Regions from separate parts of the Homo sapiens genome. Here all the other regions are linked to region 3. Evidence: chromatin loops called from intact Hi-C (ENCODE). Cell type or tissue: heart right ventricle. All regions are shown on one strand.

Region 1 (5,000 bases), 310 kb before region 3:
AATTAAAAAATAAATGGAACCGCCCAGCCCATCCCCTACCCACCTGTCCTGCATTTTTTTTCTCCTTATCACTGTCTCACCACTAGAGGCCAGCTCCACCAGGGCAAGGGTTTTTCCCTGCCTGCCACTGTATGCCGAGTGTCCAGAACAAAGCCTAGCACAAGGTGGGTATCCCAGAAATATTTGTGGGATGAGGCCGTGCGTGGTGGCTCACACCTGTAATCCCAGTGCTTTGGGAGGCTCAGGTGGGAGGATTGTTTGAGGCCATGAGTTGGAGACCAGCCTGGGCAACATAGTGAGACCCCATCTCTACAAAAAAAAATTTTTTTTTTTTTTTGAAACAGTCTCCCCCCTTTCGCCCTGGCTGGAGTGCAGTGACAACGATCTCAGCCCACCGCAACCTCCACCTCCCCGGTTGAAGTGATTTTCATGCCTCAGCCTCCCAAGTAGCTAGGACCATAGGCGCATGCCACCATGCCTGGCTAATTTTTATATTTTTAATAGAGACAGGATTTTGCCTTGATGGCCAAGCTGGTCTCAAACTACTGGCCTCAAGGGATCCACCCGCCTCAGCCTCCCAAAGTGCTGGGATTACAGACATGAACTACCAGGCCCAGTCTCTACAAAAATAAATGTTTTAATTAGCTGGGCGTGGTGGTGCACATCTGTAGTACTGGATACTTGGGAGGCTGACATGAGAGAATCGCTTGAGCCCAGGAGTTCGAGGCTGCAGTGAGCTATGATTGTGCCACTGCACTCCAGTCTGGGCGACAGAATGAAACTGTCTCAAAAAGAGTAAATGAGACCCCGAGAGTTGGAGCAGTGCCCCCTAGTACACAGAAGAGACAGGGCTTTGACACCCCCTATCTCTGGTGTTCTTGGCCCTCAACACAGGAAAAGAAAAAAGCCATCCAGGAGGAGGAGGAGAGAGACCAGGCCTTGCAGGCCAAGGCGAGCCTGACCATCCCGCTGGTGCCCGAGACGGAAGATGACCGCAAGCTGGCGGCTCTGCTGAAGTTCCACACCCTGGACTGTGCGTAGGAGGCCAGGGGGAAAAGGGGACAGGGAGGCTCAGAGTTGCCTGGAGATGGGGGGTCCTCAGCCATGAGTGGACTCTGGTCTACCAGAGGGCAGTTCTGGACCCCCTCCCCTGCCGCCCCTGAAATGTCCTCTCCTCTCCTCTAGCCTACGAGGACAAGCAGAAACTCAAGCGGACCGAGATCATCAGCCGCTCCTGGTTCCCCTCTGCCCCCGGATCCGCCTCCAGCAGCAAGGTCAGCGGCGTCCTGAAGAAGCTGGCACAGAGCCGCAGAACCGCGCTTGCCACCTCCCCCATCACCGTCGGGGACCTGGGCATCGTGCGGCGGAGGTCTCGGGACGTCCCGGAGAGCCCCCAGCATGCGGCCGACACCCCCAAGTCTGGGGAACCGCGGGTACCAGAGGAGGCTGCCCAGGACCGGCCCATGTCCCCCGGAGACTGTCCTCCGGAAACAACTGAGACCCCCAAGTGCAGCAGCCCGAGGGGGCAGGAAGGGAGCCGTCAGGACAAGCCCCTGTCGCCAGCAGGCTCCTCCCAGGAGGCAGCTGACACCCCCGACACGCGGCACCCCTGCAGTCTCGGCTCCTCCCTCGTGGCGGACTACTCCGACTCGGAGAGTGAGTGAGCGATCCCCATCCTGGAGACTGGACCCGCTCTAGAGGCCCGGACACACCCAGGAGGCCCCTCACAGACTGCAGACCCCCGGCTCGCCCACCAGCCCTGGGAGAGCTCAGATGCCGCATCCTCCCCAGACCGCGCCTTCCTGCAACCGTGGAGTTATTTATTTGGTCCTGGTGAGGGTGTTTGTGCCTTGTGAGACTCCGTACATTAAAGACCTGTCTCTTCTTCCCTGTCTTGGGTTGTTAGATGGACCCTGGGGCTGCCCCCCCACCCCCCCACCTTGACCAAGCTTGGTAGGCCTCTCATCAGCAAATGCTGGTATAGGGTCATAGCTGTGACCACAGACATGGTCCCCTTCCAGAGTAACAAGAGTCTCAAGGTGGTGGTCCCGGTTGGCCAGGAATCAGGACAGACTTCCTGGAGGAGGAGGCATGGGCCAAGTGTGAAGGGTGAAAAGGGGGCCAGGAACCACACACACAAGGCCAGGGACAAGGCACACGGGGTACCCAGGATGTGTGCCAGATGCAGCAGGGGCTGGAGCACACAGGTGTGAGCTTTTTATTATACCCAGCCCAGGGGTGGCCCATGGAAAAGCCCCCCGTGCATGTTACTTTTGGGGTTTTTTTGTTTTGTTTTTGAGACCGAGTCTTGCTCTGTCACCCAGGCTGGAGTGCAGTGGCGCGATCTCGGCTCACTGCAACCTCTGCCTCCTGGGTTCAAGTGATTCTTCTGCCTCAGCCTCCCGAGCAGCTGGGACTACGGGTGTGCGCCACCACGCCCAGCTAATTTTTTGTATTTTTAGTAGAGACTGGGTTTCACCATGTTGGCCAGGCTGGTCTCGAACTCCTGACCTCAAGTGATCTGCCCGACTCGGCCTCCCAAAATGCTGGGATTCCAGGCGTGAGCCACAGCGCCTGTCCTGCATGTTACTTTTGAATGAAACCGAGCAGAAAATGGCCCAGAAACAGCCTTGCATCCATCAAGGGGCACACGACCCCCCACTACCTCCCCCTCAACCTTGGAAGATCATTTAACAAATTCTTTGGTTTGAACACTTGATGTTACCTTGCCACTGGGGATACATCCCTAACTCTAGACAGCAGGTTGTTAAACACGGGGCCTGGTATCCACTAGGCGTCCCATAAATGCTGCCACTTTTGTGGTTCCGAGGAGGCGGCTCACTCCGTTCGGGCTTGGCAGGAGTCGTGGAGTGGGTTCGGCCACGTGGAATCCGCGTCCTGGGAACCCGTGGAATCCGCGTCCTGGGAACCCGTGGAATCCGCCTCCTGGGAACCCGTGGAATCCGCCTCCTGGGAACCCGTGGAATCCGCCTCCTGGGAACCCGTGGAATCCGCCTCCTGGGAACCCGTGGAATCCGCCTCCTGGGAACCCGTGGAATCGGGTTGGATGCGCATGTGCGTGTCTCTTTTTCCGGGGGAGGCTCCGCCCACGGCCCCGCCCCGCTCCCAAGTGCGCGCGGACCCCTAGCTCCCTCTGAGTTGCGCTGGGCTTGGCTGCTGCACCATGACCCTGGAGGCGATCCGCTACTCGCGGGGCTCCCTGCAGATCCTAGACCAGCTGCTGCTGCCCAAGCAGAGCCGCTACGAGGCGGTGGGCTCGGTGCACCAGGCCTGGGAGGCCATCCGCGCCATGAAGGTGCAGCGGGGCGGCGGGGCGGCGGGGCGGCGGGGCGGCGGGGCGGCGGGGCGGCGGGGCGGCGGGGCGGCGGGGCGGCGGGGCGGCCGGGTTGGAGGTGGGAGTGCGCCCGCGCCTGCAGCTTCCGACGCCCAAATCCCTGCCCCGCAGGTGCGGGGCGCCCCGGCCATAGCCCTGGTGGGCTGTCTCAGCCTCGCCGTGGAGCTGCAGGCGGGCGCCGGGGGACCGGGACTCGCCGCGCTCGTGGCCTTCGTGCGCGACAAGCTGAGCTTCCTCGTCACCGCCCGGCCCACCGCTGTCAACATGGCCCGCGCCGCCCGCGACCTGGCTGATGTTGCAGCCCGGGAGGCCGAACGGGAGGGCGCTACGGAAGAGGCGGTCCGGGAGAGGTACGGGGATCTGGTACCAGGCACGGCGCTGAGCAGGAATTATATTGACTCTTTTTAAGTACAGTGACCCACTATACAGATGGGGAAACTGAGGCACGGCGACCTTAAGTCCCTTGTCCAGGGCCCCACAGATGGGGAGACTGAGGCACGGCGACCTTAAGTCCCTTGTCCAGGGCCCCACAGATGGGGCCCAGAGTCTAGCCTGGGCAGCCTGGCCCTGAAACCTAACTCCTTAATCGTGCCTCCCCTGAATACACGCAGCCCCTTATCCGCCCTTGGAGGCCCTTTTTAGTATCTCCGTGTTCTCTTGGTTTCTGCTTTTGAGGAACTTTTTTTCCTGTCCTGGTCCCCTTCCTGCCATCTTTTTCCCCCCACTTCCTTTCTGCTCCAGCCCTCCCTGCAATGTCACTTTACCCCACCAAGCTCGAGCCTGCCTTACAGCCTTTGCACGTGCCATTGGTGCGGGCCAGGTATCCATAGCGCCCTCCTCCACCATTCTATATGATCCAGCTCACCCGCTGCTCTCTGTTGCCTGATTCTGCCGGCTTTTCCTTCATTTTATTATCTCTTCATCAGCTGGCTCACTCACCCCAGTGTCAACTCCACAGGAGCAGAGATTTTTGTCTTGTTTACTGCTGGGTCATACCGGAACTGCTTGGTAAACATGTCTTTGCATGAATGAACGGAGTGACACTTCGGTGGCCCTGGCCGAAGGGTCCAGGCCCCACAGCAATGAGAGGCTTTGAGCAGGAGGGCTCCAGGACAGCAGCGTTAGGCAGAGAGGAGGCGTTGGCCTGGGCCCCGGGTCCTGGTGGCTGGTGCTGAAAACTCCTTGTCACCCCAGAGTGATCTGCTGCACCGAGGACATGCTGGAGAAAGACCTCAGAGACAACCGAAGCATTGGGGACCTAGGAGCCCGCCACCTCCTGGAGCGGGTGGCCCCCAGCGGTGGCAAGGTGACTGTGCTGACCCACTGTAACACTGGTGCTCTGGCCACCGCTGGCTATGGTACAGCCCTAGGTGAGAGGGCCTCCTCAGGGGGTAGGGGAGGGCCTTCTAGGAACTTTTTTAGATACAAGAGAAAGAATCCCAAACCCAAACCACTTTATCCACAAAAAAAATGGGAAGGTACTAGTTCTAGTACGGAAACACTTATACAGTTGGCTTCAGGTATGGCAAGATCAAGGGGCTCAACCAGTAGCATCAGGACCTATCTATCTCTGTGCTTCAGCTCTGCCCTCCTTCATCTTCAGGTTCCATGGGCTGGCAGGCGGCTGTTAGGGTCCAAATCATGA
Region 2 (5,000 bases), 480 kb before region 3:
ACAAATGCTGTATGTTTCTACTTATATGAGGTCCCCAGAGTCATCAGATTCATGAGACAGAAAGTGGAATGATGGGTGCCAGGGGCTGGGGAGTGAGTGTTTCATGGAGACAGAGTTTCAGTTTGGAGTGATGAAAAAGTTCTGGAGATCAGCCGGGCATGGTGGCTCATGCCTGTAATCTTGGCACTTTGGGAGCTGAGCGGGGCTGACCACTTGAGGTCAGGAGTTCGATACCAGCCTGTCCAACATGGCCAAATCCCATCTCTACTAAAAATACAAAAATTAGCTGGGCGTGGTAGCAGGCGCCTATAATCCCAGCTACTCGGGAGGCTGAGGCAGGAGAATCCCTTGAATCCGTGAGATGGAGGTTGCAGTGAGCCAAGATCATGCCACTGCACTCCAGCCTGGAAGACAGAGCGAGACTCTGTCTCAAAACAAACAAAACGTTCTGGAGATGGATGGTGGTGACGGTTGCACAACAATGCGAATCTACTTAATGCCACTGAACTGTATGCTTAAAAATGGTTAAAATGGTCAATTTTACGTTGTGTGTATTTTACCACAATAAAAAGAGAGAGAAACGATGAAATGCAACACACAAGCCTTCTTGATTCAAAAAACTCAACTGTAAAAAGATGAGCAAGGAAATCTGAATGTGGACCAGAAATTAGATATAAAAATCATGATTAATATTGTCAGTGTGATGTGATTAAGATGTGTCTGTGTGCTTTAGAGATGTAGTCTGAAGTTTGCAAAAATCACATAAGGTCAGGGATTTACTTTTAAACATCTCAGAAAGAGGATATGGATTTATGATGTGAGTCTGGCACAATCCTGATAATTATTAAATTTTAATGGATACGAAAGTCTCACTGACCTCTTTTTCCTACTTTTAGTGTATTGGAACATCTTCAGAATAAAAAGCTCTCACAGAGCACGGTATTCAAAAAGCGAAGGCAAACTTCTAAAACATAAGGGTAGAAGCGTGTTGTACTATTAAATCAAACTATTAAGCCATTTGGAAATATATATATCTTGTTGATGTCTCATCCTTTTCACGTTTTTATTTTTATGTGTATTTTACAGTGCATATAACACATTTAGCAAAATATTTTTATAAATTATATATAACTAAAAATGCATGGGCCGTGGCTACGCATTTCAGCTATGAGTGTGCTCAAAAATTGTTTTGCTGGCTGGGGTAGGAGTTCAGAAGTTTGGAGATCATGGCTATAAGGACGCTTTGGGCCAGGCATGGTGACTCATGCCTGTAATCCCAGCAATTTGGGAGGCCAAGGCAAGAGGGTCGCTTGAGCCCACGAGTTCGAGACCAACCTGAGCAACATAGCAAGATCCCATCTTTACCAAAAAAAATTGTTTTTAATTAGCTGGGCATGGTGTCATGCACCTGTAGTCCCAGCTACTTGCAAGGCTGAGGTGGGAGGATCGTTTGAACCCAGGAGGCAGAGGTTGCAGTGAGCCGTGATAGGGCCACTGCACTCCAGCCTGGGTGACAGAGCAAGACCCTGCCTCCAAAATTAATTAATTAATTAAAATTTGTAAAAATGAAAATAAATTAAAGAAACTTTTATGGGTTCTAGAAACCAAGGCAGACGTTAAAGGGAATAGGTGCTTTTCCTGGTTATTTATGGAATGATGGATGGGTGGATGGACAGATTGGTATATAAGATGATAGGTGGGTGGATGGACGGAAGAATGAATGGAAGAATGGATGGAAGAATGGATGGATGAATGGGTGAATGGAAGAATGGGTGAGTGGGTGGGTGGGTTGGGTGGATGGATAGATGTGTGGACAGGTGGGTGAATGGGAAGTTGGTTGGATGGCTGGAAAATGGATGGATGGGAGAAAGAACAGGGAGGTGGATGAATGGATTGATGGGTAGAAAGATGGATGGGTGATGGACGGATGGATGGATGGATGCATGCACAATTAGAAGTTTAAATGGGTGGGTGGTGGGTGGGTGAGTGGACAGATGAGTGGATGGAGGGGAGGTTAAGAGGAACCCAGTTTTGTGGCAGGTGGTGGGGAAGTCACAACATGCCTTCCTAAATGATGCTCAAACACGCCAGTAGATGTCAGACTAACCTCAGGAAACCACCTCGGGGCCAAGCTTGCACCACCCTGGCCCCATCCTGAAGTTCTTTGATTCAAAATGAGCAAAGGCTCATTTTAATAAAACAGTTTGCATTGCACCCTGTATTTACACACTCCCTCACCAGCACCCTCCCAACTCAAATGGCATTTATAACCCCACTTCCTCTCCTGCAAATGGAAAAATGGGGCCAGGGTGGGTGTCTGGTGAAGGGTGCTTCCCACAGGGTCAGGTCGGGAGCATCAAGAGGGTAAGAGAGTAAATTTTGGGGTCCCCTAAATTGATTAGTATCCATATCAGCCTCAGCTCCAATCAAAATAATATTTATATTCTCATCCCACACTCCTGATGTCTGCTCAGGAATCCACCCTAGGCCTGTGCCTTTGCCAAAAAAAAAAAAAAACTTTTGAGGAAAAGGAAAGTAAAGGGGAAGGGGAAAGGGAAAGAGAAAAGAAGAGAGGGAAGGGAAGGGAAGGGACCCTGTCTCAAAAGGAAAGAAAGAAAAGAGAAAGAAATAAAAAGAAAGAAAGAAAGAGAGAGGAAGGAAGGAAGGAAAAAAGAAAAGAAGGAAGGAAGGAAAAAAGAAAAGGAAGGAAGGAGAGACCCTGTCAAAAAGGAAGGAAGGAAGGAAAGGAAGGAAGGAAGAAAGGAAAGAAGGAAAAAAGGAAGGAAGGAGGAGAGAGAGAAGAGAGACACTGTCTTAAAAGGAAATGAAAGAAAAGAGGGAAAGGAGAGAGGGAGGGAAAGAAAGAGGAAGGAAGGAAGGGAGGGAGGGAGGGAGGGAAGGAAGGAAGGGAGGGAGGGAGGGAGGGAGGGAAGGAGGGAGGAAGGAAAGAAAAAACCCAGTAGCTCCCCCACTGTGTGGAAAAGGATGCGTAGGGGCCGGCCTGAGACTGAACCTTCACACAAACCACCTTCAACCCTCGAACAGCCAAGACCCCAGCTCAGGAAAGCCATTCATCCAACATTGCCCAGCAGCAACTACATGACAGAGCCAGTTCCACCCCCAGTGTCTCCCACCAGAAGACCCACTTTTGGGGTCACTGACAAAGAGAAAGGGGGACCCAGAACCAGACTCAACTGAAGCCACCACGTACTCCCAGCCCTATCTAGGTCCCTCTCTGCCTTCACACACTTCTGTCTTCAGCCCTGAAACCCGCAGATTTCAACTCAACACTGGAAGTAGAAATGGGATTCCCACGTTTTTCCCCAGAAAGCAGCATTTCTCAGCCATCTCAACAGAAATATTTGCTGGCTGAGCGCAGTGGCTCACGCCTGTAATTCTAGCACTTTGGGAGGCCAAGGCGGGTGGATCATTTGAGGTCAGGAGTTTGAGACCAGCCTGACCAATATGATGAAACCCCGTCTCTACTAAAAATACAAAAATTAGCCAGGCATAGTGGCGTGTGCCTGTGGTCCCAGCTACTTGGGAGGCTGAGGCAGAAGAATCTCTTGAACCCAGGAGGCGGACTTTGCAGTGAGCCGAGATTGGGCCACTGCACTCCAGCCTGGGTGACAGAGCAAGATTCAGTCTCAAAAAAAAAAAACAAAAAAAAAAACCAGAAAGAAAGAAAGAAAGATTTGCCAACCCATCAGAGTGGACACTCACAATCCTGGGAGCCTGGTCCTGGCTGCCCCATCCATGGTTAATCTCTGTTGCCTCAGCCTGGGGCAGCTCAGGGATTCACAGAGCCGGATGGGGGTGTCCGGGGGGCATAAGGCAACCAGTATTGATCAGTTAGCAGGGAAGGATTTTGAGATTTCAGAAGCCAGCACAGCCTTATCAATATGTTCCAGCTGCATGAATTTGCTCCCCGAAAAAGCTCGCCAAAAACATCCTAACCCCCAAGGGATCCCCGGTACAGCCGCACCGCCCCCCGATCACCACCACCCAGGCATACTCACTCCCATTCTTTCCTCCTGGCCTGGGGGGTGCTGTGGATTTTGTGGGCCTGGTGGGCCAAGATGACATCTCGGTGATCCACCACGCCGCCCCGCCGCCTCAGAGGGGGGCCCTCGAAGCAGATGCTGAGCCGGGGAGGCCGAGTGTCCTGCAGGGCGCTGGGCGTGCCCCGAGCTGCGGTTGTGCAGGGCGTCATAGTAACTGGGGCGCGAGAGCATGGAGTCGGGGACCCAGGAAGACTTCAACATCCACGGGCCTCGCTCAGAAATCCCAGGGTCTTCTCCCTCCAGCACAGTGAGGGGGAAACTAGAAGAAGAAAGAGGAGACAGAGAGGGCCAGTGTGAGGGAGAGGCAGACAGAGCTCACAGAGGGCAAGGAGAAGGGAACTCAGAAGACAAGGAGAGGCCGCCCCACCCTCCTTCGCAGAAAGTCAAAATACACCCCAGCCCAGGCTGGCCGGGATTTAGTAGTTCCTTGGCAACTCAGGGCCCAGAAAGCCAGTTCTTAGGAGCTGCCCGGCAACATATGTGCCCCATGGAGCAAAACACTATGAGGCTGTGCCGCGGGCACTCGCTCCACCTCCCAGGTGCCGGCCACAGAGGGCGGGATGCTGGATTTCTCAGCATCTCTATGTCTCCTTCTGCAAAATGAGCCACCATGGGCCTGGGGGTTGGCTCTCCCTCAGTCCCTTGGTCCTGTGAGCTCTGGAAAGCTGAAAGGGTGAGTTCAAGAGGCAGTTTTAAACGCACGTGGAAGGCTGGGTGCAGTGGCTCCCCCAGGTAATCCTAGCACTTTGGGAGGCAGAGGTAGCCAGATCACCTGAGGTGAGGGGTTCGAGACCAGCCTGGCCAACATGGTGAAGCCCTGTCTCTACTAAAAATACAAAAATTTAGCCGAGCATGATGGCCCATGCCTGTAATCCACATGCCTGTAATCCCAGCTGCTCAGGAGGCTGAGGCAGGAGAATCGCTTGAACCCAGGAG
Region 3 (5,000 bases):
GCGCTCAGTAGAACCCAGCACCCAGAATGGCCCCCCAGAGAGCGGGGCCGGGTCTAGGGAAGCCCTCTTCCAAGAAGTCCCGTGCCCTGAGGTGACTGGGCGCGCTAGTTGATGAAACTGAGTGCCCCACCGAGGCGCCCCTGTCCCGAGGGCGGGGCCAGGGCGGGGCGGGAGTCCTCCTGGCAGGTGCCGGGGGCGGTGCCCGGCCCTGCCCCCGGGGGCCGTTCCTGGAGGCCAGAGGCGGGTCAGAGAAGCCGCCGGTGCGGGCGACGCCTTGGAACCCACGGCCGCCACTGCCGCCACAGGTGCCTCACAGTGCCCTCTGTCCTCGCTCTGGGAATCAAAACCCCGGTTGGGAACTGAGGCTTCCGAACTGCTTCCAACCCTGGACACGAAGGCCCCCACCGGCCGGAGAACGAAACCCTGGGGTCGTCTGAAGAGGAGGGCCAGGAGTCCCCAGGGCCAGACAGCGAAGCCCCAGAGCTGCTGCGGAGCTGAACACCGAGGTCCCCAAGCCCTCCGCAAAGGACGTGGAGATCCTGGAGCAAGAGAGCGAAGTCCTCGAGCCATCAGTCGAGCAGGACGCAGAGAGCCCCGGGCTGTCCACAGCTGCGGGCTTTGAGAGTCCTGAGCCAGGCAGAGACGACCCTGGGCCGTCCGAAGCGCAAAGGGCGGAGGTCCAGGGGCAGCATCCCCCTCCAGGCCCTAAGACCTCCTCCTCCAGGTCAGGCTCGGAAGCCCCCCACCTGCGTTTTCCGCCGTGCCCCGAGGCTCCCCAGCGTCCCCCGGAGGAGCGGTTCATGGAGACGCCCATCGAGCGCGAAATCCGCCGCAGCTGCGAACGCGAGGAGAGCCTGCGCCGGAGCCGGGGCCTGAGCCCGGGCCGCGCAGGCCGTGAACTCGTCGAGCTGCGCGTGCGGCCGGTGCTCAACCTGCCGGGTCCTGGCCCCGCGCTCCCGCGCGCCCTGGAGCGGGCGCGGGCGGGCGCGCAGATGCAGCGGGACATCGAGCGGGAGGCCCACCGGCAGGCGGCGCTGGCGCGCCCCGCGGTCCCCGAGCCGCGCGCCCGGTCGCCGCCGCAGCCGCTGGGCGAACTCAAGCGCTTCTTCGAGGCCGCGGCGGGGAGCGGCTCCTCGGCGGGGGCGGGGGACGGCGCGGGCCCGCAGAGGCTGCCAGAGCCTGGGGGACGGCCGCGCTCGGCCGTGCAGGGCGGGTGCCGGGTGCTGGGCAGCGCCCCGCCGCCTTTCACTCCGTCACTGCTGGAGCAGGAGGTGCGCGCCGTGCGCGAGCGCGAGCAGGAACTGCAGCGCCAGCGGCGCAGCGTCTATGGCACCGCGGAGTTCAAGGAGCCTACGCCGAGCCTCACCGGTAAGCCGCGGGCGTAGCAACGCCGGGACCCCCAGGGTTCCAGCCGCCCCCACCGATTGCCCAACTTCAGTGGCCCCTCCTGTGGCCCTCCGATTCTCGGGGTCTCTCCCTCCAAGCTCCCAGACCCCCTCTCAATTTTGTCTCTTGCCTACCCCTTCTGGAGCTCCATTACTCGCTGTGATCCACCCCTCCACCGGGAGTGATGGACTCTCTGATCCACACCACCCAGGCTGCGCGGGGGTGGGGGCATTCCAGATGTCTTCCTTTTTGTCGGGTTCCAGGGAACCCTGACTGGGTTCTGGCACTCCTGGGTCCTCCCTCTGAATTTTCGGGCTCCTGCTTCTCCATTCTGGGTTCACCTCCCTCCTCCCTCGGGTTCCTGGGTGCCTGGAGTTGAATGGAGGCTTTCATGGGGAGGCGGAGGGTGAACGCCTGTGTGTGTTTAAGGGGTGCGGCCGGCCTTTCATCCTGGCTGCCGCCAGCTGGTGAGCTGAGCGCCCCTTCCCCCGCAGCGAGCAGGGGCGACGGAAAGTTGGTGGTGATCTGGCCCCCCCGCAGAAAGGTCTCGGAGAACGGCCTGGAGCAGGTGGGAGCCCCCTTACCCGTGTGCCTCTAGCGCTTGTCGGTCCCCCCACCCCTCCGGTGCCAGGACGCTTGGTGGGGAAAAGTGCATCCTCCCTGGAGGGCCACTCTGGTCAGAACTCAGTCTGGGACGCATCCCCGGGGTGAAGAGGAGACGGTGGTCTTGAGGCCCAAACCGCCACCCCGAGCCTGGATGCAGTGCGCAGGTCCCTGAGGCCGGCCTTCCTTCTGGTCCTCTGTCCCCAGGAGGAGCGCAAACCTTGAGGTTTGAAAAGGCTGGGACCCCCGGCCGGAAGTAACGTACGCGTCAGAGGAACAGGGCGGGGGGCGTCTAGCATTAGGCCTGGAGAAGGGTCGGCTCTCTGCATTGGGGAAGATGAAATCGACTTGCCTTTGTGAAATTGACCAGCCCCCTCTATAAAACTTACAGTCCCCCATTGGGAAACTGACCACCACCCACAACTCCGCCAGTGAAACTGCCCAGCCCTTCTCTGCCTAATTGCAAACTGAACTACCCTCTCCCTTGACTGTTAAGAGGGCCGGAGTTACCGCCTCGATTGCCCCACTCCCCCCACCCCCAATAAAGCCTCTTCTTTCAGGGCACTGCAGCCTGTTTTTTTCTGGGTCCTCTTCGTCTGGGGTGGGGCGGGAGCACGGCGGGCCGAGGGAGGCCCGAGAAAACCCCAAGAGGTGCGGGCCGGAATGCGGGAATGCGCCCTTACCGCCCTGCTCTGGGGCTGCCCGCCTCCCCCGGCACGGCCAGACACGGCCTGGCCCAGGTCCTACCGCCCCCTGGCGGCCCGGGCGCAAAATGTGGCGCGCTTACCGAGTTCACACCCTCTCGTTTCCAGGCTTCCTCGTCAACATTTATTGGTGCCAACGATGTGCCCTGCGCTGGGCACTGGCTAGACAGTGGTGATAAGAGGCTGTTCCTACCCTGGGAACGTAAACAATAGCTACTAAAAAAAAGAGGTGGTGAGGGTTCAGGCTTCTCAACATTATTAGTTCCTAATGATCACCGTTCTTCTTGACCTCATGGGTCCTCACTATGAGACGTGCTCATTCGTGGTGTTGGGTCAAGAGTTTCTGCTTTCCAAAAGCATCCGTGGCCGGGCGCGGTGGCTCACGCCTGTAATCCCAGCACTTTGGGAGGCCGACGTGGGTGGATCAGTTGAGGCCAGGAATTGGAGACGAGCCTGGCCAACACGGTGAAACCCCGTCTCTACTAAAAATACAAAATATTAGCCGGGCGTGGTGGTGCATGTCTGTAATCCAGCTACTCAGGAGGCTGAGGCATGAGAATCACTTGAACCCAGGAGGCGGAGGTTGCAGTGAGCCAAGAACGGGCCACTGCACTCCAGCCTGGGTGACACAGTGAGACTCTGCCTCAAAAAAATAAAAAAGGCAACTGAAACCTGGCTTTTAAGAGAGAAATCTGCATTTTTATGATTGTGACTATTTAGGAAAAACTTTTTTTTTTTTTTGAGACAGTTTTGCTCTGTCACCCAGGCTGGAGTGCAGTGGTGCGATCTCAGCTCACTACAACCTTTGCCTCCTGGGCTCAAGCAATTCTCCTGCCTAAGCCTCCCGAGTAGCTGGAATTACAGGTGCACATCACCACACCGGCTAATTTATTGTATTTTTAGTAGAGATGGGTTTTCACCATGTTGTCCAGGCTGGTCTTGAACTCCTGGCCTCAAGTGATCTGCCGGCCTCAGCCTCCCAGTTTTTTCTAGGCGCCCTGCCTAGAAAAAACTTTTAAAGTTGTGCGGGAGGAGAGGAAGGAAGGAAGTTGGCAAGCAACAACTGTTTGCAATAGGGCCTGTGGCTGTCAATTTGCAAGCTCTGGTTAATTTCTCTCCCCTGGATGGGGGTTCAAGAGGGTGGGTGAACACCCTAAATTGTCTCTAAAACTGTATCTGCACAGTTAACATTCTGGGACTATTTTTACAGTGTCTTAGAAGTGCACTGAGGGCCTGGCGCGGTGGCTCACGCCTGTAATCCCAGCACTTTGGGAGGCCAAAGCAGGTGGATCACGAGGTCAGGAGATCAAGACCATCCTGGCTAATATGGTGAAACCCCATCTCTACTAAAAATACAAAAAAAAAAAAAAAAATTAGCCGGGCGTGGTGGTGGGTGCCTGTAGTCCCAGCTACTCAGGAGGCTGAGGCAGGAGAATGGCGTGAACCCGGGAGGTGGAGGTTGCAATGACCCGAGATTGCACCACTGCACTCTAGCCTGGGTGACAGAACAAGACTCCATATTAAAAAAAAAAAAAAGAAGTGCACTGAGGACCAGACATGGTGACTCATGCCTGTAATTCTAGCACTTTGGGAGGCCAAGGCAGGAGGATTGCTTGATCCCAGGAGTTCAAGACCAGCTTGGGCAACATAGCGAGACACTGCCCCACCCCATCTCTACAAAAAATTAACCGGGTGTGGTGGCATGTGCCTGTGGTCCCAGCTACTCTGGAAGCTTAGCAGGAGATCGCCTGAGCCTGGGAGGTTGAGGCTACAGTGAGCTATGATTGAACCACTGCACTCCAGCCTGGGTGAGAGTGAGATCTGTAACCTAAGAAAAAAAAAAAATTCACTAAGACCAGAAAAGGGGAGACCCAGGAAGTTTAAATTTAAAAATGTTTTCAATTTTGGAGACAAGTCTTGTTCTGTCACGCAGGCTGCAGTGCAGTGGCATGATCACAGCTTACTGTAACCTTGATCTCCTGGGCTCAAGTGATCCTCCTGCCTCAGCCTCCTGAGTAGCTGGGACTACAGGTGTGAACCACCACACCCAACCCAGGAACATTTTAGAATCGCTGTTTCAACTCTTGGCTCTTGAGATCGTGTCACTGCACTCCAGCCTGGGTGACAGAGCGAAACTCTGTCTTAAACAAAAACAAATTCTTGGCTCTGTCCAACTCTGTCTCTTGTATAGGGGCATCAAATGTCTAGTGAAATCCATATGCATAAAATACAGAGAGGTCATGCTGATACAAGGCTGCACCCAAGAGCAGCTCAGCCCATGAAGGGCTCATCAGCTGACCCCATCCT
Region 4 (5,000 bases), 300 kb before region 3:
TAATAATAATAATTAAAAATAAAACTAAAAAAATAAGTGGGATGGGCCAGGTGCGGTGGCTCACGCCTGTAATCCCAGCACTTTGGGAGGCCGAGGCGGGCAGATCACCTGAGGTCGGGAGTTTGAGACCAGCCTGACCAACATGGAAAAACCTCGTCTCTACTAAAAATACTGGCTGGGCATGGTGGTGCATGCCTGTAATCCCAGCTACTCGGGAGGCTGAGGCAGGAGAATTGCTTGAAACCTGGGAGGTGGAGGTTGCAGTGAACCAAGATCGTGCCATTGCACTCCAGCCTGGGCAACAAGAGCAAAACTACATCTCACAAAAAATAAAAAAATAAGTGGCATAGATGTGTATAGGACTTTGAATTTTTCTTGGGGACTGACATTCTAGGGGCAGTGGCGAGTCTAAACTTACTATTGAGTACAATGTCCATGCCTGCATGTACTTTTGGGGTGAGAATCCTCAGGTTCTCAAGGACTCCCCAACTCCAAGAACCACTGTGGTAGAAACAGATGACTACAACCTGAGAACTTTCACAGAAGCAAATTCTTGCCTCCTTGCCTCCCCTCTCTCCCCTGCAGGGATTGGAGTTTGGAATCCTGCCTTCGATGTCACCCCCCACGACCTCATCACTGGTGGCATCATCACAGAACTGGGGGTCTTTGCCCCTGAGGAGCTCCGGACAGCCCTAACCACCACCATCTCTTCCAGGGATGGAACCCTAGATGGACCCCAGATGTAACCAACTCAGCTCTCCCTAGCCTGCCTCTCTAGGTTTTTCAATACATTTCTTGAATGGCTACCCAAAAGCTGACCGTCCAGCCCCTGACCACACTTGTTCCTAGTGCAGGGAGCTCAGACAGGGCCTTCCATCTAGAGCCCAGCACCTAGAGCCAGGCTGCCCAGATTCAAATCCTGACTCCGCCACTTTTCCCACTGTATGATCTTGGGCAAGTCACTTCACCTCTCTGTGCCTTGGTTTCCTCATTTATAAAATGTGGATAACAGGCCGGGCGCAGTGGCTCACACCTGTAATCCCAGCACTTTGGGAGGCCGAGGCAGGTGGATCACAAGATCAGGAGATTGAGACCATCCTGGCTAACATGGTGAAACCCCATCTCTACTAAAAATACAAAAAATTAGCCGGGTGTGGTGGTGGGCACCTGCAGTCCCAGCTACTTGGGAGGCTGAGGCAGGAGAATGGCGTGAAACTGGGAGGCAGAGCTTGCAGTGAGCCGAGATAGCGCCACTGCACTCCAGCCTGGGCAACAGAGCGAGACTCCGTCTCAAAAATAAATATAATTAATTAATTATTTAATTAAAAAAATAAAAAATAAATGTGGATAATACTAGTACCTCCCTCTTAAGGTCAGGGCTGGAGCTAGGGTGACATCTCCAGGGCAGAATTTTAAGAGGACACCAAAAAAGCTCAGCAACCAAGATAAAAAATATTTTAAAGCAATATTTTGTTTTGGGTTTTTTTTTTTTGAGATCAAGTATCACTCGTTACCCAGGCTGGAATGTAGAGGCGAGATCTCAGCTCACTGAAACCTGTGCCTCCCCGGTTCAAGCGATTCTCCTGCCACAGCCTCCTGAGTAGCTGGGATTACAGGCATGCGCCACCATGCCCAGCTAATTTTTCTATTTTTAGTAGAGACATGATTTCACCATGTTGGCCAGGCTGGTCTCGAACTCCTGACTCAAATGATCCCCCTGCCTCAGCCTCCCAAAGTGCTGGGACTACAGGCATGAGCCACTGTGCCTGACCTTACAGCAGTATTTTTTAAAAATCAAAATTAATGCAAAAATCCATGATGAGGCCAGGCTTGGTGGCTCATGCCTGTAATTCCAGCACTTTGGGAGGATCCCTTGAGCCCAGGTGTTTGAGACCAGTTTGGGTAACATAGGAAGAGCTTGTCTCTACAAACAAAAATTTAAAAACAATGAGCTGGGCATGGAACTCACACCTCTAGCCCCAGCTACTCAGGCTGAAGTGGGAGGATGGCTTGAGCCCAGGAGTTCAAGGATGCAGTGTGCTTTGATTGCACTACTGCACTTCACCCTAAGCAACAGAGTGAGACCCCATCTCTTTAAAAAAAAAAAAAAATCCATGATGAACAAAACAAGTATTTGTTTGAGACGGGGTCTCGCTCTGTCGCCCAGGCTGGAGTACAGTGGTGCCATCTCAGCTCACTGCAACCTCCGCCTTCTGGGTTCAAGCGACTCTCCTGCCTCAGCCTCCCGAGTAGCTGGGATTACAGGAGCCTGGCACTATGCCTGGCTAATTTTTGTATTTTTATTGGAGACACCATGTTAGTCGTGGCTGGTCTCCAACTCCTGACCTCGGGTGATCCGCGCCCCGCGGCCTCCGAAAGTGCTGGGATTACAAGCGTGAGCCACCGTGCCCGGCCTAAATAAAATTTTGAAGAGGCTAGAACCCCGCACTTGTGCCTTGAGCTTACTGACCTCAACACCCTGGTTCCACTAAAACTTTATTTACAAAATTATGCTGCCGGTCTGCAGGATGTAGTTTAACAATTTGATTATTTTGGATATTAAAATATTTTTTAAGTCTTGAAAATATTGTTTACTATTACCAAAGTTTTTGAACCTTCTTAAATTCTGTACCAGAGGTGAGTGCCACACCCTAACCTAGTCTGAGTTTTTATGTGTAAAGATCATAAAACGTTGTAAGTTTTCTAAAACACATAAGCTCTCAATAAACGTTAGCTTATCATTGTCACCGTTTTGTTCGTAATGTTTGAAAACTCCAACTGTGATCCACTACACTACCCTTGTGGGATGCTGTCTCTTTAACTCTGTGCCACGTTGTATCCCGTGAGTTCTTGCGTTTTTCCGCCCCGCTGTATCCCATGGTTCCCTGTGCCTTCCGGCTACGACTGCTCACAGTCCCGCCTCTTCCGCTGCGTGCCGGACCATGGCGCAGGGGCAGCGCAAGTTTCAGGCGCACAAACCCGCAAAGAGTAAGACGGCAGCGGCAGCCTCTGAAAAGAATCGGGGCCCAAGAAAAGGCGGTAAGGAGCGGCCCGGGGACTTGGGGGCGAGGTGGACCCCCGGCTTCCCGGCCTCACGTGAGCACATCTTTCCCCAGGTCGTGTTATCGCTCCCAAGAAGGCGCGCGTCGTGCAGCAGCAAAAGCTCAAGAAGGTGTGCGGGGGCGAGAGATGGAGCCCGGAGGGCGGCGAGTAGCGAGGGGTGGAACCCGGAGGACGGCGAGGGGGGATGGGTGGAGCCCGGGGATCAGTGAGGGGAGAGGGTGGATCCTGGGGACGAGCTAGGAGCGAGGGGATAGAGCCAGGGGCCGCGTTAGGAGCGAAGGATGGAGCCCGGGGCGCAGAGAGGGGTAAGAGGTGGAAGCTGGCGAGGGATAGGGGCTGGGGGACGTGCTAGGGACGAGAGATGAAATCTGGAGGCCGGCGAGGGAAGGAGCACAGGGATCGGCAAAGGGCAAGGGATGAGGCCTGGAGGACTCCCAGCTCTGTGGGCCTCCCTTTTCTTCCTTGTGCAAGGGGTGCAGGAACACCACTTACCACTTCAAAAGGGCCTCGTAGAAGCAAGACCTGCGGCCCAAAAAGGGTTCCAATAACGTCAGCCTCTTGCTGTTACTGTTTTCTTTAATTGAACTCAGGAAGACAGCGAGGTGACATGGGAAGGGAATTGAAAGCCCAGCTTTGTAAACCTAGAACAGCAGAGGGCTCAAAGAAGTGTGAGGGTGCGTTGGTTATCGTCATTTTTTTTTGAGTCAGGGTCTCACTGTTGCCCAGGCTGGAGTGCAGTGGCCCCATTATAGCTCACTGCAGCCTCAGCCTCCTGGACTTAGGCAATCTTTCCGTCTCAGCCTCTCGAGTAGGTAGAATTGCAGGTGCTCGCCAATACGCGGCTAATTTTATTTTTTTTGTATTTTTGGTAGAGACAGGTTTCACTATGCTGCTCGGGCTGGTCTTGAACTCCTGGCCTCAAGGCATCCTCCCGCCTCTGCCTCCCAAAATGCTGGGATTACAGGCGTGAGCCACCCTATGGTTGTTTTTAAGTGCAACATTTATATGTAGATGGGTAAGGTTGAGCTTGTAAAGAAGTTGGAAGGAGATTTAAAACTGGTTTTGGTGGGAGTCAAACCTGGGTTTGAATTGTACTCCACAGTAAACAGCCCTGTGATCTTGAGCAAATTGTTTCGTCACCCCAGAGTGTCGGTTTTCTCAGAACTGGGTACCCACTGGCCCGCTTACCTCCGTGGAGTGGGGAATCTCATGGTCACCTTGCACTCAGCATGTCCAAAACCAAATTCCTGATCCTCCCTTCCCATTCTGCCCTCCTCCCCCTGTGATCACTTCCTTCCAGATGCCATAGGTCATCCTTGAATCCCTCCTTTCTCTCACATCCCGGTCTCATCCCATTTGTTTTGTTTTGTTTTTTTGAGATGGAGTCTCGCTCTGTCGCCCAGGCTGGAGTGCAGTTGAGTGATCTTGGCTTAGGTGCAACCTCTGCCTCCTGGGTTCAAGCGATTTTCCTCCCTCAGCCTCCCGAGTAACTGGGATTACAGGCCTGCACCACCACACCGGGCTAATTTTTTTTTTTTTTTTTTTTTTTTTTTGTAATTTTAGTAGAGATGGGGTTTCACTATGTTGGCCAGGCTGGTCTCGAACTCCTGACCTCATGATCTACCCGCCTCGGCCTCCCAAAGTGCTGGGATTACAGGCATGAGCCACTGTGCTCGCCCCTATTTTGCCCTTAGAATCAATCCAGAATCCACCCGCCTCCCATCTTCTTGGCCCCTACCTGGTCCCACCCACATCATTTCCCACCGGGACCAGTGCAGCCACCTTCTCCCTTGTCTCCTGGATCCCACCTGGTCCTCTCACAGAAGCCAGAGGGTGCCCATGAGCACCTGAGTCGGTTCCCTCCCTCCTTGGCTCAGAATCCTCCATGGCTTCCACCTCACCCAGGAAAAAGGTCCAGTCCTCACTCAGCCACAAGG

The links. Peaks named below come from ENCODE experiments on the same cell type or tissue, not always from the same donor. Only the 100,000 strongest peaks of a DNase experiment are listed, where the experiment ranks them.
Region 1: it touches region 3 in a loop (2.6-fold over the local background); 16 of 110 quality-filtered maps call a loop at or near these places.
Region 2: it touches region 3 in a loop (9-fold over the local background); 23 of 110 quality-filtered maps call a loop at or near these places.
Region 4: it touches region 3 in a loop (3-fold over the local background); 26 of 110 quality-filtered maps call a loop at or near these places.

What each region holds. Positions count from the first base shown.
Region 1 is chr19:13,761,405-13,766,404 of GRCh38, forward strand. It overlaps YJU2B (YJU2 splicing factor homolog B), which reads left to right. Exons shown (of 10, transcript NM_030818.4): 9 at 895-1,033; 10 at 1,186-1,885. The coding sequence ends at 1,664. MRI1 (methylthioribose-1-phosphate isomerase 1) reads left to right here and starts at 3,118. Exons shown (of 6, transcript NM_001031727.4): 1 at 3,118-3,316; 2 at 3,467-3,705; 3 at 4,550-4,725. The coding sequence starts at 3,185. RefSeq lists enhancers at 1,329-1,845, 4,315-4,944 and a silencer at 3,488-3,537. In heart right ventricle, no CTCF peak of the experiment used is centred here; a DNase peak (open chromatin) is centred at 3,117; H3K4me3 peaks cover 2,673 bases; H3K27ac peaks cover 2,268 bases.
Region 2 is chr19:13,595,734-13,600,733 of GRCh38, forward strand. No RefSeq gene overlaps it. Among named protein-coding and RNA genes, the nearest start is that of CACNA1A, 92 kb to the left of the region's middle. RefSeq lists an enhancer at 1,962-2,256. In heart right ventricle, a CTCF peak has its summit at 2,091 (motif pointing right); a DNase peak (open chromatin) is centred at 2,122; H3K27me3 peaks cover 2,620 bases.
Region 3 is chr19:14,072,510-14,077,509 of GRCh38, forward strand. It overlaps MISP3 (MISP family member 3), which reads left to right and starts at 277. Exons shown (of 3, transcript NM_001291291.2): 1 at 277-1,368; 2 at 1,881-1,954; 3 at 2,197-2,553. The coding sequence starts at 801. The coding sequence ends at 2,214. MIR1199 (microRNA 1199) reads left to right here and starts at 852; the gene lies at 852-970. RefSeq lists silencers at 96-265, 836-1,245, 2,668-2,903 and an enhancer at 1,433-1,953. In heart right ventricle, CTCF peaks have their summits at 974 and 2,749 (motif pointing left); DNase peaks (open chromatin) are centred at 276, 668, 1,122, 2,752 and 2 weaker places; H3K4me3 peaks cover 3,368 bases; H3K27ac peaks cover 3,604 bases.
Region 4 is chr19:13,771,536-13,776,535 of GRCh38, forward strand. It overlaps MRI1 (methylthioribose-1-phosphate isomerase 1), which reads left to right. Exons shown (of 6, transcript NM_001031727.4): 6 at 586-2,747. The coding sequence ends at 746. C19orf53 (chromosome 19 open reading frame 53) reads left to right here and starts at 2,921. Exons shown (of 3, transcript NM_014047.3): 1 at 2,921-3,039; 2 at 3,117-3,172. The coding sequence starts at 2,943. RefSeq lists enhancers at 2,612-2,681, 2,752-2,951, 2,928-3,457, 3,458-3,986. In heart right ventricle, no CTCF peak of the experiment used is centred here; a DNase peak (open chromatin) is centred at 2,896; H3K4me3 peaks cover 2,298 bases; H3K27ac peaks cover 2,365 bases.